2 separate regions of the Mus musculus genome follow, and region 1 is linked to region 2. The links are chromatin loops, found by intact Hi-C in ENCODE. Cell type or tissue: left cerebral cortex. All regions are shown on one strand. Links, peaks and the distances in the headings refer to the core of each region. The heading gives the core; the rest is flanking DNA.

Region 1 (15,385 bases), core at 3,777-11,776, 630 kb after region 2:
GATAATATCAAGTACATAGGTCAGCAAAAAGTATTAAAGTAAAAACAAGCTTTGAGAGCTCAGGCTTCTAAACTGTAGAGTTCTCTATGTGCTATGATAATCATCTTTGGGCAGTACTCCTGTCTAGGTGTGTATGAGATCACAACATAAACTCAGACAGAGAAGCATATACAAATCGCCTGGAGGTACAAAGACTATTCTAGGGCACGGGAGAAGATTCTGTGCAATAAATACTGAGATTGTTAGAAGAACATGTTCTTGAGGGGAAAATGATAAAAATAACCCGTATATCATCCAACTTCCCCCAAAGAACTCAAAAGCTGATTATAGACATAGAAGAGAATGATGGCGATGGCTGATTTTATTAGTACACACAGAAGAAAAGTTTTGCTATGTAGACAATAAGCAAGCATTTGCAGTATCTCTTAGAACACACACACACACACACATACCACCTCAAATGAAGGAAAAAGAGGGACTTAGCAGTCAGCTATAAAACTTGTGCTTAAACTTACTCTGGCTCCTAGAGAAATGCCTATAATGTTAACTTGTTTTCTCTCACATCCCATTTTGATTTTGTTTTCAAATCTGTATGAATTTTCAGAATGGCTGGCACGAAGCCATGCTTGGTTAGACTAAACAATGATAGAACTTTACTTGTGCTTCGGAGAATTCTCAGACATCTCTTATCACTCTGTCTAGTCTCAGGGAACATCTGAGAAGAGAGACCTGAAAGAAATATAAGAGCCAGATGCCCAGGTTGGAGGGCTGTGAAATGCTCACTTCTGGGCAGGATACAGCCACTGCAGTCAGGAACTCCCAGAACCTATACTTGGTGGCAGTGCTGGATCTGCAACACTCTAGAACTGTCAGTCGTCAGTCACAGATAGGAGAAGCGCTCATAATGTGTGCCCTAGGGAGGTGTGGGCTATCGACAGAGACCAAGGAAGGGAAGTCATTGTCTTCAGCTGTGTAGCTCTTGGTGCACCTACCATGCTTCAGTGACTATTTCCATCCCCTTGCCTGTGTATTCAGTCCTCATTAAACTCAGTGGGAAACAAAATAAAGACTATGAATGTGAAAGAGCGACCTAGAAAGAAGAGAAGCAGGTTGGAATGGGGAAAAGGACAAGGTAGAGAGGGTGCTGTGAGGGTCATCAGAATGAATTCTATACGTGAATGAAATCATCAAAGACTAAATTTTATTTGAAAAGATCTTCCCTCCGATTTCTCTATTTTTTTTTTCTTCAATCCTTTGGGTTGTCTTGAAATAGCCTACAAATACTCATGGTCACATAAATATTGCTAGATATTTCCACAAAAGCTCCAAGTATTAAAGAATGACACATATTGGTATGTATGTATGGAATATGACTGCCAACAGTTCATGGGTTCTACCTCATTTGGCACAGCCTTGGTGGGGACAGACTGACATGGTTCCTGCCCCTGGTACAGGGCCAGCAGCCATGGGCCTTCAGAACTGTCAATGACTGCTATGGGCATAAGGCTTGTTTGTATACTAATGTAGATGTTTTACATTCCTCTTTTTAGGAATGTCCTTCCCATTAACATTTTTTTTAATTTTTCTTTTTTTTTCCATTTTTTATTAGGTATTTAGCTCATTTACATTTCCAATGCTATACCAAAAGTCCCCCATACCCACCCACCCCCACTCCCCTACCCACCCACTCCCCCTTTTTGGCCCTGGCGTTCCCCTGTACTGGGGCATATAAAGTTTGCGTGTCCAATGGGCCTCTCTTTCCAGTGATGGCCGACTAGGCCATCTTTTGATACATATGCAGCTAGAGTCAAGAGCTCCGGGGTACTGGTTAATTCATAATGTTGTTCCACCTATAGGGTTGCAGATCCCTTTAGCTCCTTGGGTACTTTCTCTAGCTCCTCCATTGGGAGCCCTGTGATCCATCCATTAGCTGACTGTGAGCATCCACTTCTGTGTTTGCTAGGCCCTGGCATAGTCTCACAAGAGACAGCTACATCTGGGTCCTTTTGATAAAATCTTGCTAGTATATGCAATGGTGCCAGTGTTTGGATGCTGATTATGGGGTGGATCCCTGGATATGGCAGTCTCTACATGGCCCATCCTTTCATCTCAGCTCCAAACTTTGTCTTTGTAACTCCTTCCATGGGTGTTTTGTTCCCAATTCTAAGGAGGGGCATAGTGTCCACACTTCAGTCTTCATTCTTTTTGAGTTTCATGTGTTTAGCAAATTGTATCTTATATCTTGGGTATCCTAGGTTTGGGGCTAATATCCACTTATCAGTGAGTACATATTGTGTGAGTTCCTTTGTGAATGTGTTACCTCACTCAGGATGATGCCCTCCAGGTCCATCCATTTGCCTAGGAATTTCATAAATTCATTCTTTTTAATAGCTGAGTAGTACTCCATTGTGCAGATGTATTTCCCATTAACATTTAAGACTCGATGATAATCAGAGACAGCATGAGTCTGGGAGGCAAAGGTATGACTCTGTCTCAGCAAAAATGGTAAATGCTGGGACTTTAGAACTCCGATTTCTTTTGCAATGTTAAAACAAAATGTGTGCTTGTTGTCTCTTTAAGCATAAAAGGGCTGGGAATCCCTGGAGGCTGATTTTTAGGATAATCAAGAAGAAACCTGAAGTAAATGATTGGATTGATCTGGAAAATTAAAGACTGGGCTAACGATCTGCAGGAGATGTGCCACCCAGAGAATGTTTTAGAATAGCAAGAGAGAACTGCTTGGAGAACGGTCTTAAGGAGAACAAAGAGAAAGAGCTGTCCAGAGATCTCTAGAGTAAGCAGATCAGAGGGTAAGAATGCAGAACAGAGAGAACGCAAGCTGGAAAGCCATCTCCAGAAGAGAGCATAGGCTGCCAGCTTAGACTCATGACTTGACTTTGAGTCATTTGTTTTTGCCGTTCCCACACACCCCTTCTTTTGGAACCCTTCTAAGCCTAGGCTGACCATTGGCGCCGTGAGGAAGTCCACTCGTGCACTTAGATAAGCTTAGCCAGAGGGGTAACTTACCCACAGACTCACTGCTGGCTAAAACTCCCAACCTCTTCTGAATTCAGGTAGTCTGACTTCACCGTCTACAGTCTTAACCCTCTTTTACTCACAGAATGAATTCTATATATGAATGAAATGGTCAAAAATTAAATTTTATTTGAGAAGGTTTTTCCTTTGTAAGCTTTAAGCAACATACGATTCACCTGGAAGGGTCCAAGAACTTGTTCCTAAAGAACTCTCAGGTGACGCCCATCAAACTGGTCCTCAGATTAGTCACTTGAAGGGACTGTTTGCGGCAAGGGGAAGATAGTTTGAAAACAAATCTTCCGCTAATGAGTTTGAAAACCAGAGAGACTTTATCAGGCCAGTGCAGTAATAATATTGCAACTTCAGAACAGCAGACTGGAAGGGACCTTTCACATGCACTAACTCTCTGAAACCCTTTACGAAATCGATGAGGTTTAGCACCTCGAGACATGATTTATAGAATGCTCCACGTATTCTTTACCTGTCAAAAGGCAGAGAAAAGAAATGCATTCTGTGGACGCTTTTCTCGCAAACATTCTACGGCGGAAAAGGGACGGGCGGGTGGATAATGGCCCTGTGTACTCAGCCATCTGCTGGGTTTAAGGGCTGAACTCTGTCTACCATTAGCTTGCAGGTTAAGAAGCAAGAGCGAGCCTTTAAGGCAGGGCTGCTTTCAGCTCTGTAAACAGGATGGCGTTTTTCTATGCGTCTTTCCACACAGTTTTGCTTAAAGTGAGGAGGTTAATTGAAGCGAACGCACAACTCTTACCCCGAGAGAGAGGGTAACAGGGAGCTGCTTCTAAAGGAATCCTGAGCACGACATTAGGCAGGTTCTCTGGGGCAGCCTAGCTGCAGAAAGACAGCTGCCTGAATTTAAGCACCAATTAAAGATTTTGCTGCCTTTAGACGCTTCCTTTCACAAGAACCTTCTGGTTGTGTACTTAGAAAGTTAGTCAACTGCATATTCTGCATACGATGAAAAAAAATACCGAGTCATTTATCACCGAAGTAAATATTGGACAAAGTATCTGTCAACTGAGTTTTCAACATAGGCTGGACTGAAAACCCTCATAGCATACCAATTGTCAGCTGCGTGTGCCCCTAAATGCCTAACATATCACCCTCTAGCAAAACATGAAAATGCAAAGGGTCACACCTTAAAAATATGCTTTTCTGGTACGCATTATCTGTTTTATATAGCCATATCATAGCCCGTAGAATTTCTTAGTAGTAAAACGTTCCTTCATATTTCTGCTATGTTTCTATTGGGAAAAATAAAACTGGGGGCAGTGAGCTGCCTTAGCAGTTAAAGATGCCTACTCTGCAAGCTTGAGGGCCCAAGATGGATTCCTGGACCTCATTTATCTTCGTTAGCGTTACTATAGCTACGATAAAGCAGCAAGACCTACCGAAAACAAGTTAGAGAGAAAAGCGTTTATCTAGCTTACGTTTCCGGATTGGTGTTCTTCACGGAAGGAAGTCAGGGCAGGAATCTGGAGGCAGGACCTGGCGCAGAAGCCATACGGGATGGTGCTTGTTGGCTTCCTCAGCCAACAACTGAGGACCTCCAGCGCAGTGCTGGCAGGGCCCACCATCAGCTGGGCCCTCCCACATCAGCCTCTAATTAAGAAAAGGCTCCATGGGTTTGTTTGCACTTGATCTTCCTGAGGCATTTTCTCAGTTTAGGTTCCCTCCTTTGAGATGACTCTAGCTTGTGTCCAGTTTACATAAAACTGGCCAGATCATTATGTAAAAGGGAGAAGGGAGAAGAGAGAAGAGATTCTGCAAAGATGTCCTCAGACCTTCACAGGGGCAACATGGCACATGTGTCCACACACAACAACAACAACAACAACAATATAAGGTTTTTTTTTAAATAACCTAACTTGGACAAGTCAGTAAAGATACAATAGATGCCTCTGATAGTCAAATACAAAGCAAAAATGAGAGAGATTTATAAATAAGGACATATTAATACATGGAATTTGATGTGACAATTCTAATATTGTCATTGTTTAAAAGTATTTCGAACTTCCAGCCCATAGCACTATAAGAAGATACATTTCTAATGTCTTTACTGTTTTAAAAAAATATAGTTTGGGGCTGGAGAGATGGCTCAGTGGCTGAGAGCATCAGCTGCTCTTCCAGAGGACCCAGGTTCAATTCCCAGCAACCACATTGTGGCTCACAACTGACTGTGATTCCTGTTACAGTGGATCAAGTCTATCTTCTGGTCATTGCAATCACCATGAATATACATAGTATAGAGATGAACATGCAGACAAAACACCTGTACACATAGATAAATAGATGACAGACAGAAGATAGGTGATAGATTATGATACACAGACAAATAAAAAATACATAGATACATAGATGATGGTAGACAGATTAGATAGATAGATAGATAGATAGATAGTAAGTACTTCAAATTTTGTTTTAGCTAATTGTTCATTATCAGGAAAGATCTATTGTTTTGGTGTCAAAATGTAGACATAGAAAGTGTTGGTAAACTGCTTTAATGAACTTTGAATATATATATATATACATATAAAGGTTCATGATGATGGTAAAGGTGTTTAATTCAGCTATGCACCAAAAACTTCTCAGACAAGGCTATTTTCTGCTTGACTCTCATACAACTCAGAATGTTCCCACGTGATTGCTCTCATAATCCAGTGGATTCTACTAAACTAAATCTGTTTTAATTTGTCCCCTGTTACTAAGCAGAAAAGCACTATTGGAAGCGGAGAAAAATACCTACTTATACATTACTTGTGCTTACAACTATGTCTGGATTGTCACCGAACTGCTCTTCAAGAAAACCTACTTCACAGTAAATACAAACTCACAGTGTGAGGCCACTGAACATCTATCTATCTGCCTGACTCGAAGAGCCCTGTAATATGCAGTGCAACATCTATGGGGCCTTCAGGAAGTGCTTTCTATATAAAGTTCAAAAGATTTCAAAGTAGACTGTGAGGTTCTCTTTGCCCCTAAAGAAACTGTTCAATTCATAGAAAGGAGCGGTGGGGGTGGGGGATGGAGACACAGTCATTTACTCAGTAAATTTCAAAAGCCATTGAACGTGTTTATGCGCCAGTGTAATGACAGTTTTAGAATTTTGGTTTCTTTAGAAAACACAGACATGATATAAGCATGTGTTTTTGTTTTAATCACAGGTGTGGGGAGTGGGGCGTGGGGCGCCGGGGCGCTTGAGACTGTTTGCAGCAGCTAACTCTGATTTGCCTTGTGCTCTGGCAGAAAGCATGGATCTGCCAACTGCAGATCGTATCTGGGATTGTGAGACATTTTGAATTCTGGCAACTTTTTAGAGGGCTTGGAAAGGCTAGAACTCTGAAAGGCAGGTTTGGTGGTTGTTGGACATTCAGGGGTGTTGGCTGTGGTTTGTTCGTAGTTGTGCTCAAAGAAGAAACAAAAGGAAAGAAATTAGATTCAGGGATCTCTCTCTCTCTCTCTCTCTCTCTCTCTCTCTCTCTCTCTCTCTCTCTCCCTCTCTCCCTCTCTCCCTCTCTCCCTCTCCCTCTCTCCATCCTAGACCCACCTTCCAATCCTATCTCATAACAAAGAGTGAAACAGAGGAGGGGGGATATGGGGGGGGTGTAAAGGTTGAAGAAAACAAGAAACCACTAAGTGGCAAAGATCAACTACAGCTACAAGCCTAGGGAAGAAATTATTAGCCTACAGTACGATTGGATGAAGGTACTTGATGTGTCAGAAAGGGAAGATGCTCTGAGAAACTGACTTTTCCTATGAAGCTAAGTCAGTCTGGACCGGCTAATGGATTGAATATGCTGGAAGAGAAAGAGGTCCTTCACTCAAGCGCAGCAAGAGATGCCTGTGAACTTGAAAACCCTGGGGAAAGATGCAGGAGAGCTAGCAGAGGAGTGTTTGTGAGGAGGGCAAAGCCAAGGAAACCTCAGGATGCTGGGATGCTGGGATGCTGGTCATGCAGAGCTCTGCAAGCAAACCCAAGGATTTCCTAAGAGCGCTGTAGGAGTGACTGAGGGTTTGAAACAGCATCACCAAGGACCTGTCTCTAAGAGACCCACTTCCGTGCTTTGCAGAGGAATCCTTAGAGGGCAGGCGTGAAAACAGACTACAAGGAGCCATTCTTTTTCCTTGTCAAACGAGAGAGGTCTCTCTGGACACCAAAGCACCTGCAGTGGAGGTGTTAATTTGCAGAGGCAAAAATAGATAAATTTACATGATAAGAAAGGAGGAGCTATCAAGGATTATTGCCAGATTTCTAGCGCCTAAATCCAGCCAGCTTCTTAATGTGGTGAAATGGGAAGATCCTTTGTGATCAAGCTGCTAAGATTTGGAGCAGAACAGCGTGGACGATGTCGATGGACCCAAAATCCCAGGACACTTTTGGCCACATGAACATGTGAGATTTTCACTTTAAATTCCACCTTTAAGACCTTGTCCCAAATATTGCACAATGCTAAATACTTCAAGGAATTTCTGTTTCCCATGTTAACAAGCAATCGGGATAAGTTTTACATCTAAAGTGGTTAGTACGAGGTCTGTGGCCAGTGAAGAATCTGTCTAACTTTGCTAGGACACCCGACATTTTCTACAGGTTTAAGGAAAGACAGCTAAACTTTTGCCTGCTTCTCAGTCTGTATGCAGATTCTGTTTCTGCACTGGGTTCCCCCGCCCCTAAAAATTTAACACTTATTTCCTCCCACCCACAGGACAAAATACCAAGTGCTTGTCTCTGATCAGCTATTGATTTTGTGCCATCTGTCACCTGGGATGCCTGAACTCGGTGATGCGGCATCTCTTAGCTTACATTTTCCTAGGCAACCGCAGCTTCCAAAGTGCTAGACACGGACCTGTTTATTCTCTGTCTGTCACTGTGAGTTGTTTATGATTTTTATTGTTTATAATTTACATCGGAATGAATTCACCGAGTCTAGTGGAAATTTGCATTCGAGCTGATAGGTTGAACAGACGGGTTTTAAACCCTTATTGTCCTCAATCGGGAGGGACTAATGGAGAAGTCAATCAATCCAAACGAACTGCTCAGTGCGACATCATTTCCTAAAGGCTTTCTTTACCTCCTTTTCACAAAGCTATTCCTTAAAGTTCTTGTTTGAGAGGGGGAAAAAAAAAGAGACGGTGACATAAAAAGAAATCTATGTGACTCTTTAGCTTGAACTGTGCTATTTATTAAGAAGTAGGTTATGTCCATAGATAATTCTTATAACACATCCTGGTCAAAGTATCAGGTTGCTTCAAAGTTATCATAAGAATCACAATTATACTTAGTTTTAAGAAGATGTAGCAATGAATGGATGAAACATCCATTATTATTCCATAAAATGCAATTTCCCCTTTCCCAAACCTTTGACTTTTCTCTGCTTACCCAATTCATCTAATTCATGCATATTCTAATGATGTTCCCTTTGTTTCCAAGGACCTGAAATGTATTCAGCCAAACTAAAAATGATAAGATGAGGTCACCATTATAATAAGAACCATACTAATTCATTGGGTACTTAAATGGAAAATATATCACTGCATCTGACCACAGCTCTGACAGGAAGTGGCCTTGAAAGCTAAGGCCACTTGGTCTTTTGTCACTTCCTAGAATCTACTTTTTATGCGTTTGATTTGGGCAACATGATTATGTAAGACACTCTAAGCAGCAACAAAGAAAAGAGAAAGAGACTCTGGCTCCAGGCTCACATGCTTTCATAGATTTGAAATCTCTTCAAGCCAGAAGCTGTCAACTGATTTTGAAAGGAAATAGTAGATGTTTCTCCATAGGTATGCTGCCGTGCACGGTTTCAATGAAAATTCAATGCACACAATGGCATGCTATCTAAACCATATTAACGCTCATTTATTCATTTATTCTTCTTCCAGTGAGCTTGTTCTGCCCAAATTAAACTTTACTCTTGGAACTGAAATATGTGTACATCAGAACCAAAGGCTGAACTCGCCATGGTCTGAATGTACCGTAGTCTCGGCTGCTCAGGGCAGATTTGGATTGACTGTGCCCAACTGTGGACAATTTGGCTTCCCTCAGCTGTTAGCATTGATCCACTCAGCTTGAAAGGAGGGACTCGGGTCACTTCTGTGTTCTCCACTTTTCCCACATTGCCTTCTCTCCTCGAAATTCTGTTCTCCCGTCTCCCCCTGGAAAGTTCTAGATTGTCAGTGCAAACCAACCACCATGAATAATACACTTAGATGATCAATCAGAAATGGGATAGGTAAATATGCAAGATCCAAAATTCAATTTGGCTCCCCCAAATTATATTTTGGAAGAATTTACAAATAAGCGAGGATTTAATTTGGAGGAGATAAAAATCCACAGGCTAGAAGCTGCAGACAGCTACATAGATGCAGAAGGAAGATGATTTTCTTGAGTTTTGGAACAATTCTGAATAAACAGCTCAGAGGAGATGGTTAGAAAATGTGGGCATGTTCTCAGTACTTCACAGATTTTTCACACCGCTCTGTCCAAGTGTGTATGTGGGTGGAGAATGACGCAGGAAGGGCTTCCTGTTCTGTGGAAACATCTAGTCTCTCCTCTGCCTTGCCTCTTTCTAATTTCCCCAATCCTTCTCTCCATCCTTTTTCTTTTTAGTCTCTTTCCTGCACCTTTCCTGTGTTTTCTCCCCCTAGGAAGTCCAGGCAACCTGCTCTGTAGGTTTTAGAGCTTTGATTAAGTCACTACCCAATGTTTTTGTTTTTGTTTTTTTTTAACATTACTTTTTATAGTGTATACCATTTGAAATCGCTGCTTTGAGGCTAGAGACAGTATAGGGAGTTCTCTTCAGCTTCTTCCTCTTAGTGCTTCATTGAGATAGAAATTTACTCCTAGAAACATGCTATAATAGAGTTCACCAGCACACAGAGCTGAGTGTGTTCCACATTATGCAACAGGCAAGGAAATGAATTCTGCCTTTCCTGAACTCTAGCTTTCGGGTGGCACATATTATACAGGAGCTTTGCTTCAGATTTGAATCTGCTCTGAATAGCCATTGCATACAAATTTGCATTGTGGTATACATAAACTTCACAACGCACTGAGGAACATGGAACACATAAATATTAGCTCTGATAATCAGGATGCCCATGGTGACCCAGTTACAAAAACTCCACAGTACAGCTTCTGCTACCTACAAAACAGTGTTAAGCAAATAACATTATTTTTCTGTTAAATACCAAGTATTTTGTCCCACCACTGGACCAGTTAAGTATTTCCCACATGGAAGAAAATAAACAAAAGACTATTTATCTAGACTATCCTTGTGGCTCTTCTCCAAAGTCCGTATCATGTATTTTGTGTGATGGACTGTGATGCTTACCCTCAGTCCTGCATCATTTGTTCTTTCTCCGAACAGAGACATCATCTTTCTAGTTTTTGTTTGTTTGTTTTGTAGATTGATATTATTTCCTTATTATTCATCATTTTCCAGCTAGGATAATCTAGACCTTATCAGATAATCTATTCAAGCCATTTGAGCTTATAGGCTAACTAGTGTGGATATGATAACTACATTTATGACCATCTGAAATGAATTTTCCCACTCATTTGGGCCCTTCTAAAGCCTATACATTGTTTTTATGCCTCACAGCCTTTTCCCCAAGGCATTGACATAATTTGACAGACATTTCATACCTCTCTCAGAAGCAAAGTTTCTTAAATAGTTTGCACTGATTGATATTATGGGAATCTGATGCAGAAGAGCTAATGTCTGAAAATATGCACATGCATGCATTGGTTTCACATCAATAGTTCACAGACATGTCAATCACCATTTAATTTCTGAGAGCACATTGAGAAACTTCAAAGTCAGCTGGTATTACCTAATGCACACCATCAAAAAGTGTGGGATTGAATCATGTAGATGAATTACACAGAAGTGTGAACAACATTCTGCTTGTTTTTATACTGTTAACCCAAGACAGTCGTGGGTTTGACCAATGTATATGTCTTTTTTCTTTTCTTGTATCAGCAGTTCAGGTGTCAACATGTATTTTAGGAGATCTTTTACAACTCTTAGCTCCCCAGTCCTGTCAACCATTTCCAAGTAAGTTCACTGATGATCTTTATCCTGTGAAACTTAAATTGAGAAAAAAAAAATCCTGCTTGTTGATCACAAGCTTACTAAACATCTCTTTTTCAATACAAATAAAGCCAAGTCTGTGACAATTTGCACCCATGGGAAAAAAGTTCCTATTTCACTTGTGGCAGCATAAAAGGATTAGCAAAACACGAACAAGGCTCCTGACAGAATTCCTGAGCAATAAGGATATAAATAGCTATTGTTCCCACAGGTGAGACCTAGTATTAGTATGAGTCAGTCATTCTCCAAAATAGAGTTCTTTCTACTTTACAGATACTTAAGAGATTCAAGAGTCCTGTTGATCTTAAGTGAAGGGGAACCTTAGACAACACTCCATATCTATAAAAACAATCCAAATGTAGGGTCTTTCTACTGTGTATTTCTACTAGCAAAGAGATCCATGTTCATCCATTGATCTATTTATATGTCTTTTCTTTCAACCTTTGCCAAATACTGACTTCTACAGAAATCTAATGATCTTGCCTGAATATATCCTATGCATTTCAAGTGTGTGAATGCATGCATGTGACTATGTCTGAGCCTGTGTGTCCATGTGTGATGCTGGGAAATAAACCCAGAGCCTTTTACATGCTATTTTATAGATGAAGATTGTTTTTAATCCTACAGATTCTTAGGTATTCTTTCAGAGACAAAAAGAGTAAAAGAAAGGATTACATAGTTCAAGGCACCCCACTCAGCATCCTCTCCAGCAATTGCATGGAACTGGGATGTATGAGGAGAGATAGGACATAAGAACTCTCAGTGGCTCTAACTTCCCATGTGGCTCTCATAGCAAGAACAACAGAGGATGAACAAAACAACTTCATAGGATATTTATGTCTTTATCTAATATTATTGATCTTTACAGATTTTATGTAAAATCGTGAGTCTCTTTAAGAACTTGCAGAGAAATCTTGATTATAATAATTCGAGGACCTACGTCAAGACTATAAGCCAAATGCTATGAAGACCATCACTACATTTGTAGGAGAAAACCATGGCAATGAGCAACACTGGGAGGAAAAGGTAGATCTTGGGTTTTGTTTGTTTGGTTTGTTTTTGCTTTTGTCTTATTTTGTTTGTATTGAACTACTTCATATCACTAGGAAGATACACTCTGAGATAAAGAAAATAGGGTGTTCTGGTTAAGGTAGACGGGAAGGGGTGTACTGATTACTCAACACATACAAGTTCAGAAAGAGGAATATGGTGTGGGTAGGAACTATTGAAGAGACTTTCTTCTTCACTGGGAATGCAGATATGGAACATAGAAAATACTGGGAGAGAAGATAGAAATCTGTGAACCAACAGCAAATATCTTAGAAAATGACTGGTTCACATGTAAAAATTTTCAAAGAAAAATGTGTAACAGGACTAATAAGATAAAGCACCACGTGTGGAGAAACTTCCACAAGTGGTGTAGGCACCGGTTCTGCCCCTGGAGAGACAGTGATAAGCAAGGTCGGGAAGAACTGGGAGAGGCTCGGGGAGTTGGGAAAGATGGAGACTTTGTTCTTTGATTTTCTTCTTGTAGTTAGTTTTGAGGTACGGTATTTTTGTTTTGTTTTGTTTTGTTTTTACATATTCCAGCATAGTCTTAAAATCACGGTCATGGGTGTCAACCTCCTCAATGCTGGAATTACAGGTGCTCAGCATCCCCCACACAGCTTAGAATGAATTCCTTGATGAAATGATTGATCCACTTTGAAACTATTGAATACAAGAGAGTGGAAGAAATGAAGGGAGATGGTGCAGACATCTTGTTTCCAAGACTGGATTATCTATTGAGTGTTTTCTTATTTGGATGCCTCTGGTGTCGTTCTCAGTGGTCCTTCTATACATGGTCATGGGTGCCCAACAGATGGCAAGGGGCAGAAGGAGGAGGAGGAGGAGGAGATTTGAAAACAAGAAGACTAATCCTCTTGTGTGTATTTTCTCTTTTACCACAGCTCCTGAAGTATGATGACAGAAAATGAGGCATGTAAAATATAATAGTGACTACAACATTAATTGCTTTAGTTTGTATCTGCATGTAGACATGTATTTTTGCCATATATATATATATATATATATAACCTATATGTTATGTATTATATGTTATGTGTTACATAGTACATATTTATTACACATTACATAGTACATACATTGCCTTTCTCTATATAATTATATATGTATTACATTTTGCCATATATATGTATATATGTATATTAAGTAATATATTTTACTTGTTTAATATATATATATATATGTATATATATATATATTAAAGGTTCCTTTATGTGGCGGTATATACCTATATCATATTTGTATTATGTTGCAGCATGCACTGAACAGAAATTGGTTAGAAAAAAAAATGAATGAGCCATTTGAACACTCAAAAGAACTAAGACCACCAGTTCTGCATCCCAGGGATAGTGCATTATTGCTTTTAAAACAAACCGTTTTTTTAAAAAAATAATCTAAAATTTGAAACAATGAAAAGGTGCTGAGCCTTAGCTCATCTTGTGGTCTCTGAGTGAAGCCCTCTGACAGCCCCAGCAGAGGAGGCACTGGGACACACAGGACACTCTGGCGAGCAGCAGAGGTCTGGAAATGGCCACTCTTGACAGCACTTTTCCCACCCAGGCTCTCAAACCCTAATGTGTTTTTCCACTTATCTGTCATCTTACAAGAAAAGAAACATTTTTCCCTGTGTAACTACCCACAGGCACTTATTTAATGTTATTACTGCTCTCTGCACTGCTCCCAAGCAAATCTCCTCTGAGCCTACTTTGATTAATAATAGGGTCTGCACTTGTTTGATTCCGAAGCCTGAATCACTGGAGCTGCAGTGGGGGCCGGCACAGCTTCTGTTGGCAGGACATCTCTCAAAGGTGCCAGGGAGCACGCGGGCATCAGGGAGCACGACACTTGGCATGATGAGAAAAGAGATCTTGTGTATGTATGGTTGCAGAAAAGAAGGGAAGGGAACATATCCCAGAACAAAACAGGCCAGAACTGAGTTCTTAAAAGAAAAGATCCAAAGGACAAATGTGGACCAGAGTAGCCAACAAAAGGGGCCATAAGCACTTTCTCTCCTTGTACTCATTCCTCTATAGGTTTTTGGGTTTTTTTTTTCCTTTAAAGACTAAGAAAATGCAACGGGAATGTTCCTAGTTAAGCTTATAATCCAAACATCTGCTTCTTTGCCATGTCCAGTAGCTACAGCTGGCCACAGTGATTGCATCCAAAATACTTGCATGAACTTGGCTTGAATTTGCTAAATATTGTATGATTATTTGAGTAAAGATATGGCAGGCAAGTTTATACTTCATTAGTTTTTCTACCCCATGCCACATCCTACTCCTGAACTCTTCTGCCTCCTCCCCCCCCCCCAGTTATCCCCAAGATTTAGCCTCAGGGGTCTTAAGTGGCCATATTTCCTCCATCCCAAGGCTATGCATAGTTCATAGTTCACTTTATCATTTGGGGATCAGAGGTGGAAAGGTTTATTAACCCATTTGCACAGCAAGAAAATTCTTATATTGTCTCCTAGGTACTCTTGATGCTAAAACTTCTCAGGATTTTCTATTTAAACCTACTAGACATCTAGCTTTGTAGCCTGCTATTTCCTGCCTTCCTCCACAGACTAACCGCATATGCTGGTAGCTCCCACCAAAGTTTCAGATCATTTCAGCTGCAGAGCGTTAGCTAGTCCTTTGTTTGATCATAAACCATCTGTTCATATGCCCAAGGGGCTTCATTCTCATATTTATGACCAAACATGACTCTTCTCTCCCTAGGAGAAATTCTGTGCCAGCTCTTAAAGTCATATATTTTTTCCTCCTTCTGCTACTTTGCAATAGAGCTTATATGCTTGGCCCTTCATGCAGGAAATTGTGTGTTTATGTTGTTACATTCTCATGGAAAAACAAAACTGTGAAGACATCAAGATTTACTGGTTTACTTCAGGGCTTCTGGCCCCAAAGGATTCATCCCAATCTCTCCTGTCCTTGAACTCTTATTCCCTACAGAAGTCCCAACAAAATGGATAAAGGGGAGGGGCAGTGGAAAAATTTCAGTTCAGAGCTGTAGGTATCCACTCCCACGCCCTACCACAACTCAACATATTTCACCAATAAAACAAATCAAAACCATGAAGTCGTTTCTTCCTGCTCTTGGCTTACCCATTCATTTCAGAGTATTTGAAACTTCAATACTCTTCAGTTCCTATCTGAAACATGGTCTTTTTCACACTC
Region 2 (15,385 bases), core at 4,426-12,425:
TGACAGGGAACACTTATTAACCTGTCGATTGCAGACCAGAGTACCATAGCAAACATGACTCCATTTAAAAAATGTGTGGTTACAAACATGACTCCATTTTAAAAATGTGTGGTTATTATTACGCTTATAGAGAATCTTAGGGAAGGAAAAAAGTGGGTCACTTAAGATTGACGCTTTAATTATCGCCTAATAACTGCTGCAGCAGATTAAATGGTGGTGCGGTTTCACATAGGACAATGAGCATCTGTAAGCACCTGTTTTACTATCACAGAGTGACCTAGGCAAGCTTGGGGTATTATCTTCTTGAAACCAGGATATGAAACAAGATAAAGGTAAAAATAATTTCCGGTTAAGACTTCAAGACCTCTGTTGTCTAAATGATAATCGACACAGAATGATTTGTTTTATTACGTTCTCCGTATTTATTTACTTTTGTCTCAAAATCTAAATTAGAGTTTTGTAGGTTATAATAAAAAATATACTCGAAAGGAAATTACATTGAAAAAAGTCATTACTGCGATAAAAACCCACTGAGTTCACTTAAGTCCATCAAAATAATAAAATTGGGGTGAAGGCATGTACTTGATTCTCAGAAATTAAAAAGAAAAAAAAGATGTATGGAAAGTGTATAAGGGGGGTGTAGTCCAGCATATGATAATGGAGAATAAAAATATTTGTCCATAAAGAGTGGACTCAGTATGTATAGGGTATATAGAAATAGTTTCCATTGACCTTACGCTCAATATTTATAACACTGAAACCACTATAGCATACAGACAAACCAGGGAAATACTACACAGAAATAAATCCCATATACTTGGGACATGGTGGGATCATAGACGATTATAACCCTGGAAATGTCTAGATGGCTGCAGGATGTTTTTAATTAGAATGTTAAGGCAGAGTAAAGGTCAACGAAGCAGTCCTGGATGGTTAAATTCAGAGGGCTGATTCTGCTCACTTTTGCGCTGGTTTTTCCTTTGACAGCAATGCCTTCTCCTGACACTTATAGGGCTGGCTCCTTCTTCTTTTATGTCTCCATTTCTCTTTTTGTTTTCTCAATATTCCCAACTATAGTTGTTTGATTTATCAGCTTATTTGTGATTTCCTAGTGACCACTACTATTTGAAGCTGCTATAGTTCTAGTTTGTTGCTGTTATTAATTTTCTGTCTTCACTCCTATCACATAAACGCCATAGAATTAGAACACCTGTCTACTATGTTTATGCCTATATTGCCAGCATTGTTTATGTCATATGCCAGGCAAATCACTGTACGTAGTGAAGAGATAATACTGTGGTTTGATACATTATATACTAACAAGTACCAAACAAGTAGTGTTATTATTATATTTGTATTCCTGTATAAATATTTAGAAGTAATACGCCCTCTTGGATCTGGTCATTTCAAGTGAACAATGATTCATTCATGATTCATTCATGATTCATTCTTATATCACAGTAATATGATGGTCTAATTGATGCAAACTTTGGGGGAGTTACTTAGCCTTTAGGTGTTATATCTCCATTGTTATCCACTATGGAACACCCTCTATTCTTTTTCATCTGCCATTTATATGTCCAAGGATAATAATATGTATTGCCACAGTGAACAGATGACTAAGAATTTACCCATGACATACTGCATCCTATAACCATGGGCAAGTTCCTTAAATGTTCCTTTCCATCATTCTCTTATTAAAAGATATGGACATATTATCAACCATATCAATGTTATTAAATAGGATTCAGAATTCAAACCATGTGGGAAAGTATTTGATATGTATGGAGAAATAAGACAGCGATGGCATTTTCCTCATCTAAGAGCCCCTACAAAGGTCTAGTCTATTCAAACAATTTTCCATTATTTCCATAATCCAACCTCAATGATAATTTCTATTTCCTTATATAAGAGAATCCATGATGCCAGTGATATTAATTCATATTGCAATGATCATGAGTTCTAGTGTTTCCTCCTAAATCTGGTCTTGAGGACAGAAGATGTCAGCAGAGAGACTTCACATGGGATTAATTTACAGTTAGGGTTTGGTTCTGATTTCTTGGGGAACATAGAAATAGGACTAGGAAGGGAAAGCACCAATAGGCTCAAGCGTTTCCTAACAGTGCTAGGTGAGGGGCAATGAGAAACTCTATCTGTGAGTGCCAAGGAGAGCAATGAGAGAGGGCATCAGGAAGCTATGGCCCAGCTAACGCTCCTACTATTCCAATCACGGTTCTTTGCATCCTTAAGGGTATCAGATACCTTAGAGCTATGGAATTTAGAAATAAGGAGGAAAATGGGATTCCTAATCTGACATCATCATAATACAGTGGTAACTAAAGGAAAACTGAGTTATGGCATAGGCTTTGAAATTCTTTTCAGTTTTTTTTTAATAGACTAAGAATGTGTGCTTGATTAATTTTTAAAAACGAACTTAATCCCCTCAAAATTAGCATAGCAGAAATAACAGAATATTAAAACATCCTCATCTTTTCAATAAGAAACAGACTTTGATTTAATGATTATAGATTTTGTTTGTTTGTGATCACCAAGAGCAAACTAAGTCTCTTATATAGGGAGGATTATGACACATTTGATTCTCATTATTAAGCACTAAGGCAATATAAATTAATAAACAAAAATATAAAAACATGCTAAGTATAATTGTAGCCACCCAAAGCAATCGCTTTTTATTTATTGCATCTGTAAAATGGAAAAATCTACTATAAAGATCTAATAGTGTAACACAAATATTTCCCTAATACAGAACTGTGTACCAATTAAGGTAAGAAGAAGGAATGCATTGCCAAGGGTAGCATGCAGAGCACTCCATGCTAAGTTATCACTTTTTGTTTTAGAGCGTAATTCTTCATTTTTCTCTGCAATCAGTTTGGGTCTAAAGATTATGCATAAGGAGGCCTAAATATGCAAATTATTAAAAATCAGTCAAGTCATGGCACATTCCACTAAGCATTGTCAATTATGTAAACAGATTAAGCACATGTTCATATATATATATATATATATATGCATACACATATGCATATATATGTTTTATGATGCTAATGTATACACATTACACGCTACATGTCTTGGTTGTTATAATGTACCCATGTTACATGACTTGGTTGTTGGAAAAACTGAACCAAGCTGGTAATGGAGATGATAGAATTAAGACAAAAAAGCCTTCTGGCTCCGCATCTCTAGGGACATATGTATGAAGTGTCAAAAAGAAAGAAAAGGTGTGTGTGGGGGGGGGGAATGATAAGGACAATGAAAAGAGAGAGCAGGAAGGAAAAGTTTGAGGGGGGAATTGGTCTTACAGGAAGGAAGAAGAAAGCAGAGAATTCACGGAGTAGTGACATAGCCAGAGAGCTGAAATAATAATATCGTCTACTCATGCAGTAAGCAGTAAAATGCTTCAATGGCTAAGTACAGGTAAAAAAGTCAGAATCCAGGAGAAATAAAAATGGTTCCTATGTGCTCAATATGTCCTTGATGACAGAATCTCAAAGGCATGGCAGGATTCATCTCCCTCCTTGTTCCTAGAGAAGTCAAGCTCTCTTCTACCATCAATATTTATTCTGTGTTTTTGAGGAGTTGCTCAGAAAGTATCTATGACTCCCTAGAGGGAAAAATCATCAAGATGACATAAAAAAAAATTAAACCTTAAAAAAAAAAGTGGTATAGTTTGGGCTTAGGGATATGCTGGTTTTCTTTTAAAATGTCACATTTTGATTGCTAGTCTTAGACATGTCTTGTAGTGATTTGCTTGACTTTTAAATTTTAACATAGTAATTTAAGCAAGACATTTAAAACAGATCCCTACAAGTTATGGCATGTGCGACTCATACAATGCCTGTATACAGAGAGGAAACTCACACGTTTTTATGCAGACAGCAGTCCTGCTTACATGTACATACTTTTAATCTAAAATCTGTGGTCTCATATTCTCAATATTTGTTAAAGTAGCATGGCGATGTGACTCTATTTATAGAAGAGATCCAAAATGTTCTAGAAATATGTTCTAATACCCAATGGCTGGCTTTATTCCTTCCTCAAATCTGATGAAAATGCCGGGGATTAGGCAGGAAGCCAGCCTGGTAAGCCAGGATCTGGCAGAAACACTATGTCAGAAACAAATTTCATCGCTTTGCTACCTAGCCTTTCTGGTGAGAAACTGTGTCAACTTTGCTTCTTAACAATGTTGCTAACTCAAAACCCAAAGTCTGGAGCTGTCTCACGGTGCCTGAATCCCTTGCTCTCCCACCTGGTCTTGCATCAAAGGCCATTAAACCATTTGTTTAAATAGCATTTCTGGATATGTCCCCCCCCCTCTCCCCCTTTCCTCAAAGATAAGCCACGAGGTAGTTCCTGTGCATCACCAACTTCACTGTATAGACTGTTGGAGGCCAGAACTGGGGAGAAATGACACTCAGTTTGCTCAAGAGTAGCAAACAATTCCTAATGCTCATTTCAGTTGTTATGCCCCGTTGCCCTGCTTCCTTGCTTGCTCATTGCCTGTGAAGTAAGTTGCATGCCCAGCTGCAGCTTCGTTTAAAAATATTTTCTAAGGATGCATCCTTAAAACAGCCTTGCTGTTCATGCTACTTCAACATAAACCCTAGGAATGCAGAAGAACAAGCATATATTACCACGTATCTATAAGCCAAAAGGGTGCAATGTTTTACCATTTAAAGGTCTTCACTACAGACATATTTGGGTTTGAGAAGGTAGGATTTGGAATTTGTTTCTGGGGCGGGGGCAAGGGTTGAGAGATGATTTCATGTAGCTCAGGCTAGCCTATTTAGCTAAGAATGGCATACGTCTTCTGATCCTCTTGCTTCAGTCTTCCAGCTACTGGGATTTCAGGTGTCTACCTCCATGCCTAACTTGGAACTCTTGTTTGGATAAGTCCTTCAGTATTATCCTCAGGTATTAAATAAAAATGCTCTAGCAACTCCTGGTTTAATGGCCTTGATGCTGGCTTACATAACCTGTGAAGAATTGAAAGAAATTCCTGAAGGAGAAGTTGTTTTATAAATGGCCTTCCACTTTATGTAAGCGACTGCACCGCACATCAAAGGGTTAATAGGAGTCTCCCACAGCTGTGTATGTTCTGAGTATTTCCATGTGTTTTTGCCTCCTTGTTGATGAAGGCATCTCAAAGTAGCAATTAATAAATGCAATTACCTGCTTCCTATCTAGGGTAGGCATGGGATCACAGGTAAGAAGGAAGAAATGAGCTTCAGGCAAAACAGGATGCTGTAATCTGCAGGGGCACCCAGGTAATTCATCAGAGGCTTGAAGTGGGGTTGTCTGATCCTTTCTCTGTTACCATGTCACTGAAATTATAGTCATGGTCAGGGAAAGTGAAGACAAAACACAGAGACAGTGGTTCTCATTTAAGCAATTCAGGGAAAGCATGTTTGACATTTAAAAAATCTTCAATTATATTTGTCTTCGAGTATGCAGTGCACATTTTATCCTTGATTAAGTAGCTGAATTGTTTAAGAGGGAAAATAAAATATTTAGTTCTCACAGAGAACAATATACAACGAGTTTCTCCCTATGGCAAAAATAATTATACAGATGCTGGACGTGTTAGAGTCATCCACTAAGCCATATTTCACAAATAATAGCAATAGGCTCACAAAGACAGTGAGGGCCCACTTCTGTACCCTACTAGATGGGATTTATCAGATATTTCCATCCAGAATTAAGTCAGTCCTGACAGAGGACCTTAGCTAAATGTCTTGTACATATCATTTGTGGTTTCAGTAGCATGCTGCTAACCTAGTGCATAGTAAGGAATGTTGTCTGACAGGGCTGCTAAGAAAGTTACTGAATTACATCTTTGGCAAATAATCTTGCCTGATTCTGATTTTGATTCTCTAAATAGCCATGCAGGACTTACAAAAGTGTCATCTCAGTGGTTACGGTATGAGGAATAAAGGGGGAGTTAAAGGCCATTCTCACTGCATGCAAAATTCTACATCTCTTGTTTAGCACAAACAGTTGAGAACTAGATGGTAATTTTTATCTTTGCCTGCGTCATAATTTTCTGGAGATCTGTTTTGGCATAGTGCCCCCCCCCCAGGCACCCAATCAGTACAACAACCGTGCTCTCTGCAGTTAAGACGGTTACAGAAATAATCACCACTCCCCCTTTATTCCTCATACCGTAACCACTGAGATGACACTTTTGTAAGTCCTGTGTGGCTATTTAGAGAATCAAAACCAAGTCAAAGAGAATTGGAACTGATCTCCGCAATTCAAACTTGAAGTAAAGATAAGTACAAAAATTACAGAGGTTGTTGTTTATGAGCTTTGAGTTTCACAGAGCGGTGGCCAGAAACTCATAACGGTATCAAAAATGTGCTTGTAACTCTAAATTAGTTTTTATCGTCTTTACTAAGTGTCTTAAGTATTGTTTTCAAATGAATGGAAACTGACTGTTATCTTAAAAGATCCCTTTGCTAAGAGTTTTGAAGGTTATATTTTGCAGTGCACAAACAAGACTTTCAGCATTATTATTTCTACAATGCAGCAATTTCTTTTTCTTATGCACTTTAAGGCATGTATGTCCAACATGCCTCAGGCTGCATAGGTCCCAGGACACACCTATGAATGCAGTCTAAAACACATTTATAGATAACAATGACATTTTACAATGGCGGACAGCCCTAATTTAGAATGAAAGCCTTCTGGATTGCGATATCATAACTTTAAGGAAGTGTATGTTCCCACTGATAATGGATTCACTTAAGTATGGTGCTATTTGTGTGCCAAGGTATCATTGCTTACTTTAGAGCCAATGGAATAACATCTCAAGACCTCTCTGTGAATCTAAGGGAGAAGAGCCATTCCCTTTTGCTGGGACAGATGAAAATTCTCTTGAGGAAATTGCACATGTAAAATGAAAAGGTCTGGATGAAGTTTATGTAACCAAATGAAAAATGTAAGTCCTTCCTTGAAGAATTTAGACGTGAAGATACCACTCTTTTTTCCCCACTCGAAAAAAAGCAATACTAGCCATGTCATCCAATTCCATAAAACGAAAAAAATGAATGAACATGTTACCTAGAAGCAAATGGTCACTGAAACATCTGAAAAGCCACTACAAACAGACGTTATCCTCGATTATGTCCGAATCAAACAACATTATGATGTCAACTTCTGCTAAGCGTATAGAGAGGAACATCTTCTTATACCGAGAAGTCATTCCATCCCTTCTTCCCCGGTCGTGGGAAACACATGCCAGTGAAAGTGAAGCTCTTGGAGCACATATATTTTGTCTCTAGGTATCATAGGCTTTCTACCCAAAGTCTCATTAACATATTGCTAAAATGTTGTTACCTTCCTTTGACTGGTACTAGAAAAGTGAGTACCCCAATTTTCCACCTACTATAAAATACTACCCATTACATTCTCATCATTTAAAAAATATTACATAATTTTAGGATATGTGTATAAGTATGAAAATTATATACATATATATATATATATACAAATTAAAATTATGTATTTATACTCATTTGTTTTATCCGTGTATAAATAGATTTGGCTAATTTTAATGAAAATAAAATTCAGCTAGGAATCATCTTGTATCTAATAAATTTTCAATGCAGATACATTCATGACTAATAAATCATCAAAATACTTAAAACACAAGTGGATCAGATATTTAATGAGAAAAAAATTACATTTTTGTAAAATGTTTGTAAAACTATAACTACATTATAATTTGGCATAACGTCCATGTTTCGCCTGGGTTACCCATACTATTAGATAAAATTCTCTATTATATAATCAAATAGTCTTATTGTGCTTTTCTTACCCCCCAAAACTGCATAATAATTACCATTAGGAAGATAAATACCATGTCACAAATTAAAATTAATAATAACCCTTCCCAGATGTTGCATAAACTGGGAAGCACGAGAACCAGGTTTGAGATTTAAATAAATTTCCTCCTTAAATCTAAATTCTTTCCCATAAGATGGCTATGAGAATCTGTTTTGGGGATATACTCTAAATTGATTTAATATAATGACATCAAAAGAGACTACTTGGTATTATTTCAATGTGTTATTAGACTATCAGGAAGTTCAAATTAACTTTCAGATTTCCAAGGCATTCCTCATTTTATTTATTTATCTCACAGCCCATTTTGCAAACAAAATTAAGACAAACTACCATTTCCTAGTTTTATTTTTGTTAGCATCACGTCTAGTATGCATATCTGAGAAAGGAAATAGCACGTTTTCTCCTTTTTAAAAAAACTGATTAGAACCACCTAATAATTTAACCAGCTAGGATAGCTAACACTGTCTATGTAGACACAAGGTTTGAAACTAATATTGGTTACTATCATGTGGTATTTCAGGACTAGGATTTCCCTTCTACAGTTGCAGCCTTCAGTTCTGATAAACATATCTTAAATTATAATTGTCATATCCACTCTTAAGCATTACTAAGACTTACTATACCATCATCTTAAAGGGGAAAGATTAGGAGTGTATAAAATTGTGAGCATAAATTTCCTGTATCATTTAAATTCATTTAAAGTCTTCAATCCGTTCATAACATCTTACAATTAGATATGACTTGCAGGACATGAAGGCTCAATTTTTTTCAGAAGTATATGAAAAAAATTTCACATTCATAAACATCTCTGTACACGCAGTTGATAGAATTAATATTTTACACAGAGTCATGCAAACAAATCCAAGCCCACGTTTTCACATCTCCCCGGTACAGTGCAAAAACACGCAAACAGAATCTTATTTTGTCCCCACGGGAAGCTACTTCTTTCCTTTATGTCTTTTCATGTCTAAACTTGTGAACTCAGCTGTACACACACATGAAGTAATTAAGTGATTATTCTTTTGTCCTTGTACCCAAAAAGTGTTCCCTCTGAAGTCATAGATCTCAGCAGAGACACTACATTTTCAAGTCATTTAGAGGTCTAGCTTTAGAAAAATCTCCTGTGTGCCTCTACACGAGTGGTATGAGTGTATACATATGGTGTATGTGTGTGGTGTGGGGAGTGTGCGTGTGTGTGTGTGTGTGTGTGTGTGTGTGCGCGCGCGCGTGTGCGCGCGCACGCTCACTTGCTTAGGTGCATGAAGTCTGCTAAGGTAGGTGAGATCAAGAATAGAAAACGGTTTTGAAAACAATGTACAATATTAATATTTATCAATATACAAGTCAATATCACTGATGCCACATGAAGTCGGTTCTTTCCTAAGTTTGTGTAGAAACTTACAAGTTAAAGGTGTGTGATTGAAAAGACCTACCTGCGGTACCCAGGCTGGTGTGGGAGTTGAGAGAGACTTAAAAAGGGAAGACCCCCTCTTCTTATCTCAAATGGGCATTTAGAAAAAAAAAACCTACGACTTGGCGTCTCTCCTGATACATCAGAAAGATTTATCTTGGAACCAGCATCTCCTGCTTTCGCTTTGCTCCTGCAGAACCCGGTTGCATTGCCCTCCTGTTACATAGAACTGGATATTTCCCTTCGCTACCGCCTCCCCCCCCCCCCCAGCTGATGGTAATCGCTTATCAGTCTCCGAGGAATAATAGGAAAACAAAGCTTAGATCAGAGATGATGGAATTAGAGATTGCAGAAGCTATTGTCAAGACTCTGTCTAACAAGTGCGATGTGCTTGACCTGTTTCTCTGACAGTTATGGAAGTTGTTTCAATGGCTCTCTTTTTTAACATGATGTGAGAAGAGAAATGTTTCCCCCTTAAGATCTTTCAAATGTGAGACTATCTTCCTCCCATTACTTTCTAAACTTTCCTCTAGTCCAAGAGGATCCTGTCAACTGAACCTACATCTACCTCCTGAAGGGAACACGAAAACTGAAGAAACATCAATTTTATATCTATTTAGTGTTTTCATATTAAAAGAGTGTGTTGAGACTTGAATTTAGTATCTAGACAGTGACATGTGGAGGCAGCCTTTAAAAAGATAAAAAAAAATGAAATCTCATGCACAAAAGCAGTTTTAACACAAAAGTTAAACTTCCTGTGTTTCACCAAAGGGTTAAGGTTAGGGAAGTGGACATCAACACGTCCACAGTCCACAGAGGCTAACCAGATTAGCAAGATCAAAGTAAAAGTCAAGTCTCCTGATAATTCTGGTGTCACTTGGAAAGGTTTTGAAACTTCCCATGTTATTACCCTCCCACTATAAAGGCTACCTGGGTAAATCTCGGGAGGGTGATGATCTAGTTTTAATTTTTACAAACTCAACAAGCCCTCAAAGTTCAGACAGTGACCCTGAGGTGCTATCCCAAACTGTCAGCCCCACAGGACAGATGCAAACAAGAAGATTCTGATAGCAGGCACAGGAGAGCAGCAGCAATTAAGCAGTTGAAAGTGGGTTGGAGTGTTGGGTTATTTTTGTTCCATTTGTAGCCTCTTGCAAGGAGGAGATGGATTCAAATTTGACACTTCCTTTCTGAGAGCAGAAGCTGGTCTCCTTGTCTACTCTCATTCAGTTTAATTCCCTGTGTGGTTTCATCCCTTCCTGGACTCATATTTTCACACGGGGTTGCAATCTATCCTCCCTCCAACAGAAAGAAATCTTTTTTCTCTTCTTCACTGCCCTTCTTCCCTGTAAGAAAGACAATCCTCCACCCCCCGTTGGGGGTGGGGGGCTGTACTGGCTTAGAATAGGAGGAGGGGGAGGAGAGAGGGGGCTGGGGGGTGGAGGACAGAGGAGAGAATGGAAGAAGCAAGAAGATGGGGGATGCCCAACATCAACTCCTGGTTCTGAATCACCAGCCCTGTGCAAAGTGCTTTCCCCGGAGATGCACTTGTGGTCTTGCATTTCTCACAATAGGCTTACGGGGGGATCCCTCCCTAGGTCTCCCATCGCCACAAATCAAGTGTACCTACGTCTCTTCGACAGATTGAAGCGCAGAGGTACCAAGGTACCACCGAGGTGGCCGCGCTGCCAGTGGGGCTGCCTTACCTGGAGCGAGGACCGACCGGGAGATGGTGCGAGTCTTGGTCCCCGCTGCTCTCACCGCGGACCGGTGCGAGGCACACGAGTACTCTCTCGCTGCCTCCGCTCTCAGAGGGGCAGCCTGCAACACAAAAGGGGTGTGTGGGTGTGGGTGTGGGTGAGGTTTTCTAGGGCCACCAGCTGGTCCCAGCTGGCCGCCCCCGCCCTGCACACACCCCTTCGGGGACCTGAGCCCCCTGTTGGGTGAGCAGGACCCTGGGGGCTTGCCCCGGTTACAGCCTCAAGTTGCCCACTGCTAACTGCGGATGCTGTCGCTGCAGGAGGAGGAGGAGGAAAGACACTGGGGGCTGAACTCGGTCAGAGCATCCCCACACTGCAGCTTCTCCAGGAATCCCTCCAGTGAGGAGGCGGCCGCCCATCATCTCCCGGCCCCGGCTCTTGATTGGTTCCAACCAAGGTACGCTGCTCAGAAGAGCCAATCAGAGAGCACTGATAATAGGTGGCTCCTCTCAGGCAACGGAGCCCAGCCCAGTACTGTTAGAGTCTCTCCATCCCCACAGCGGACAGGGACCTGAGGAGAGGGGTTTAGGAGAGTGGCGGGGGTGGGGTGAACTAAGAGGAGACCAGATCCCAAAGAGAAAACACTAAAAGATAATTTTCTAGACCCGGTGGGTAGACTCGGGAATGCCCTCAACCTGTTCAGTAAGCCATAAGCACTGGATAAGAAGCAAGCCTAATACAAAGCTTTTTTTTAACTTTCAATCAAAACCTGCCTTGATACTGAGCATGCCCAGATCTACACAGCATCCTAGGAGTTTCGATATGTGTGAGTTCTAGGTTGAAAAGGTGGGAGCTGGGACGCGAGAGAGGCAGAAGTTTGTCTTTGGCCATTTGACACCGCGGAGTTGTGGGGAAGCAGGACTACTGAGATAGAGGTGGTCCTTCTTGCTTTGGGAGACCAGTCACATCATTCCGTCTGAACTCGAGTGGGAAGCCAGGCTCCGATAATGTCAGGGCAGCTAGATGTCTAGAGACCGCCCAGGAAGGGTGTGGTGGACCAGAGCTGTATGCAAGGTCCATCCATAGGTGGGGCGGAGGAGCGAGGCTCCACCCAGCTGCAGCTGCTAGGCAATGGAGCGAGCGCCCAGGGAGTTTCCATGCAGCGACCAATAAGTTTGGAGACTTGGGTCAAGTGCGACCTTGCTAGGCACGCTTTTTCCACCTTCTTGGGCTTGTGCTCGCCCCCCCCCCCCCTGTCTCCGTCTCTCTTCACCCCTTGCCCGCCCGCACGGTGGGGGACTAAAGGGCTTTCTCCCTCCTCTTCCTAGCTGAACCCTTCTGCTCGGAAGTAAGAAGCTTTTCCCTCGTGAGAGCAGCCGTGACCTGATTGTCTCTAAGCTCCTGGGCAATTTATAGCTTGGTAATACCGAGAGATGCCAAACAGGGAGGCTGAGAGGCTTGGACGGGAGGGCAGGCTGGCTGGCCCTGGGGTGGAGTCTAGCTCCCAAGGGCAGGAGCCTTTTACTCCACAGGTGAAATGCTTTCTTGTCACTAACAGAGATTTTTTTTTTTCTTTCCCACTCGCTTGACCTTGCTCAGTGCCCTCAGAACCTCTTGTTTTGCTTGGAAATCTTAGCAGTTTTTGTAAAGTTGATCAATAGCCACAAATGAGCACTCCCCTAATTGGGCTCTTTATTTTCCTGACAGGATGATCCTGGCATCTCAGGTAAGGAAATAAATAGCGATCGCAATTCCCCAAACTCATCCACTTTGAACTGGAGTTTCATTAACACTGGTGTGCAAAGGTAACTGTAGAGAGAATTCAATTAACAGTAACACATTTCTTCAGGTTTGTAATTAAATCTCTTCTATTTATATAATGTTTAAGATTAAGATTCAGAATATATGCCCAAAGGTGGCCACTTTCACATAAATGTATCCTTCTGGGACATGAACCCTTTTGTTTTGGGCTTTGTTTGCATTATCAAGAATTTAGAATCAGAGGTAAACTAAGAAAATAATACACCTTCAACTTGTAACTTTATGTAATATGCACCTTCGGTTTTCCAAAAAAAGCCCCTAAACCTTATTTGAAAATAGTTTCATAGGTGAGAAGAGGAGATAACAGACATTGTAAGTTGATTTGAAATGTTTGGCCAAGGAGGGGAGAGGCCTGAAGAGAAGGGGGAGTGGAGTGGGTCAGAGTAAAAGCAGGTAGAAAAACTGAGTATTTGTCTTTATTCTCCAATGAAGATGAGTGCATGAGAGAAGCATTATAATATCCACCTAATGGAAATTTTTATTTTAAAAATATACATTGCTCTCTATTTAGTTTTTTTCCTAGTTTAAAAGCTACATATTTTTCCCAGTTACCAACAGCAACATGTAGAAAAAAGAAGAACACGTTAATGAATGGAATGGGAATATAGAATTTTTGAATTTCTGTTCCAAACCCTGGGTCTATCATCATTTTAGGCAATTTCGTTTTTTCTGTCCACATCATAGGCTACCCACAGTGTCCTTCAGTGGAAAGTATTCTAGGGGACATGGATATGTCAGAACTCCCCCACCCCACCCCTCAGTGTTTCTTGAAGAGGACAGCTGCCTATAATAAGAAATAGGCTTTGGGCATATTTCACTGTACTTAATTTTAGAATTAGTAGCATTTTTACTTATCAATATTAAGAAGATTATTTATATATACTGACTGGATACAAAGTAAGATTTTTTGTTGTTTTGTTTTGTTTTATTTTTGGGTTTTTTGTTTGTTTGTTTGTTTGTTTTGTTTTGGGACCAAAGTTTTTGATTCTCCTTTATATTTTCATATTGTTGTCAGCCATTTGGGAATTCATTCAAGACCTTGCCTGGTCCTATTTGGTTGGTACAGTATCAACATCATGTTTTTATAAGTGTGTGTGTGTGCCTGTCTGTCTGTGAAAGAACATATGCTTATGGAGGCCAAGGGATGACCGGGTTATTATCTTCAGGAAAACTTATTGTCTTTGGGAATGCCACCTGCCTTCTTTGACAGAGTCTCTTTGAGTTCTGTCTTAGTTGGAGTTTCATTGTTGTGAAGAAACATCATGATCAAGGCAGCTCTCATAAAGGAAAACATCTAATTGGGGCTGGGCTACAGTTTCAAAGGCTCAGTCCATTATCCGGAGCATGGCACCGTGTAGGCAGAAATACATTTTGATCTGAAGGCAACCAGCAGGAGACTGATTCTTCCACACTGGGTAGACCTTGAGAACTAGGAGCCCTCAAAGCCCACCTATGCAGTGACACACTTCTTCCAACAAGGCCATACCTATTCCAACAAGGCCACACCTCCTCATAGTGCCACTTCCCATGGGCCAAGCATATTCAAATCACCACAAATTGAAACTCAGCAATTAAGTTCTACTGGCTGGCCACTGAGCCTCACAGACCTTCTGCCTCTCTCTTCCCAGTGCTAAAATTACAAGTGCATGTAGCATTACACTTGGCTATTACATGGGAGCTAAGGACTGAACTCAGCTCCTCACACTTGTAAGAACTTGACTGAGCATCTTCTTAGTCCCAAGATATATTCTTATTGAAGACACTATGTATGAATTCTCATCTTCACATCACACCGTTGTTTGTTAAAAAGAAAGTTCAATAAATTTGACTCGTTCTTTTTCACTTTTACTAGCCTGCTTATAGCTACTTTCCTACTTAGGATTCCTATCTCTTTTACCATCAACCCAACTCCTTTCCTGAGTATATGGTATTGATTCGTTCCTTAATCACTTGTTATTTTCAGACCTGTGTTCTCCTTTGAATGTTTTGCTTCTATGCATAAACAAAGCCCTACTTTTATTAACTAAAAAAAAAATCTTTTTACACAACCCATGTCTCAATGTCAAAATTTCCTATTCCTTTATCATTGAACTTTTCTATTTCCTGTTTTAATGATTTCTTTGCCATTTTTTAGCTTACAAGATCAGAATAGAAACTAAACTGGACCGATTCACAGAGTACAGAGGTGTGTCTCATGGGAAGAGAGGGAATGAGGGAATTTGGAAACTAGAAATTCATTAGGCACAAACTCAGACAAGGATTTCTGTGGACCTCAGAAAATATTTGCATAAGAGAGATATAAATAAATTAACATTTTGGTGGAATATACATACATTGGGTGGATAGTACAGACATTTCTAGTTCATCAGAACTCTCACATGGATTTAAACCTTACATCCTTAATTGTTAAGCCAGTAATTTGGTAAAAATAGCATTACTCAGAGTTGTGAAAAATTAAAAGTAACCAACTCTTCAAACATATATTTCCTTTCACTTCGTTTTCTGCCATTGCTTCTTAAGATATAGCTCATCATTTTCCTAGAGTTTTTCTTTTTAAGACAGGGGATTGATTAGGCATTTGTTT

Evidence for each region. A loop is a pair of places that touch in the nucleus more often than their neighbours do. Peaks named below come from ENCODE experiments on the same cell type or tissue, not always from the same donor. Only the 100,000 strongest peaks of a DNase experiment are listed, where the experiment ranks them.
Region 1: a loop joins it to region 2, with 7 times the contacts of the local background. A loop is called at or near these places in 2 of 42 quality-filtered maps.

Annotation. Positions count from the first base shown.
Region 1 is chr10:109,634,257-109,649,641 of GRCm38, forward strand. Gm40757 (a long non-coding RNA gene) reads left to right here. Exons shown (of 3, transcript XR_872022.2): 3 at 7,758-7,880. Among named protein-coding and RNA genes, the nearest start is that of Gm40757, 44 kb to the left of the region's middle. In left cerebral cortex, for the core only: no CTCF peak of the experiment used is centred there; DNase peaks (open chromatin) are centred at 6,231, 7,118, 7,808, 8,814 and 3 more places; H3K27ac peaks cover 4,915 bases.
Region 2 is chr10:108,999,590-109,014,974 of GRCm38, forward strand. It overlaps Syt1 (synaptotagmin I), which reads right to left and starts at 11,386. Exons shown (of 11, transcript NM_009306.3): 1 at 10,987-11,386. In left cerebral cortex, for the core only: a CTCF peak has its summit at 12,078; DNase peaks (open chromatin) are centred at 4,496, 6,088, 7,175, 8,967 and 4 more places; H3K4me3 peaks cover 7,694 bases; H3K27ac peaks cover 7,872 bases.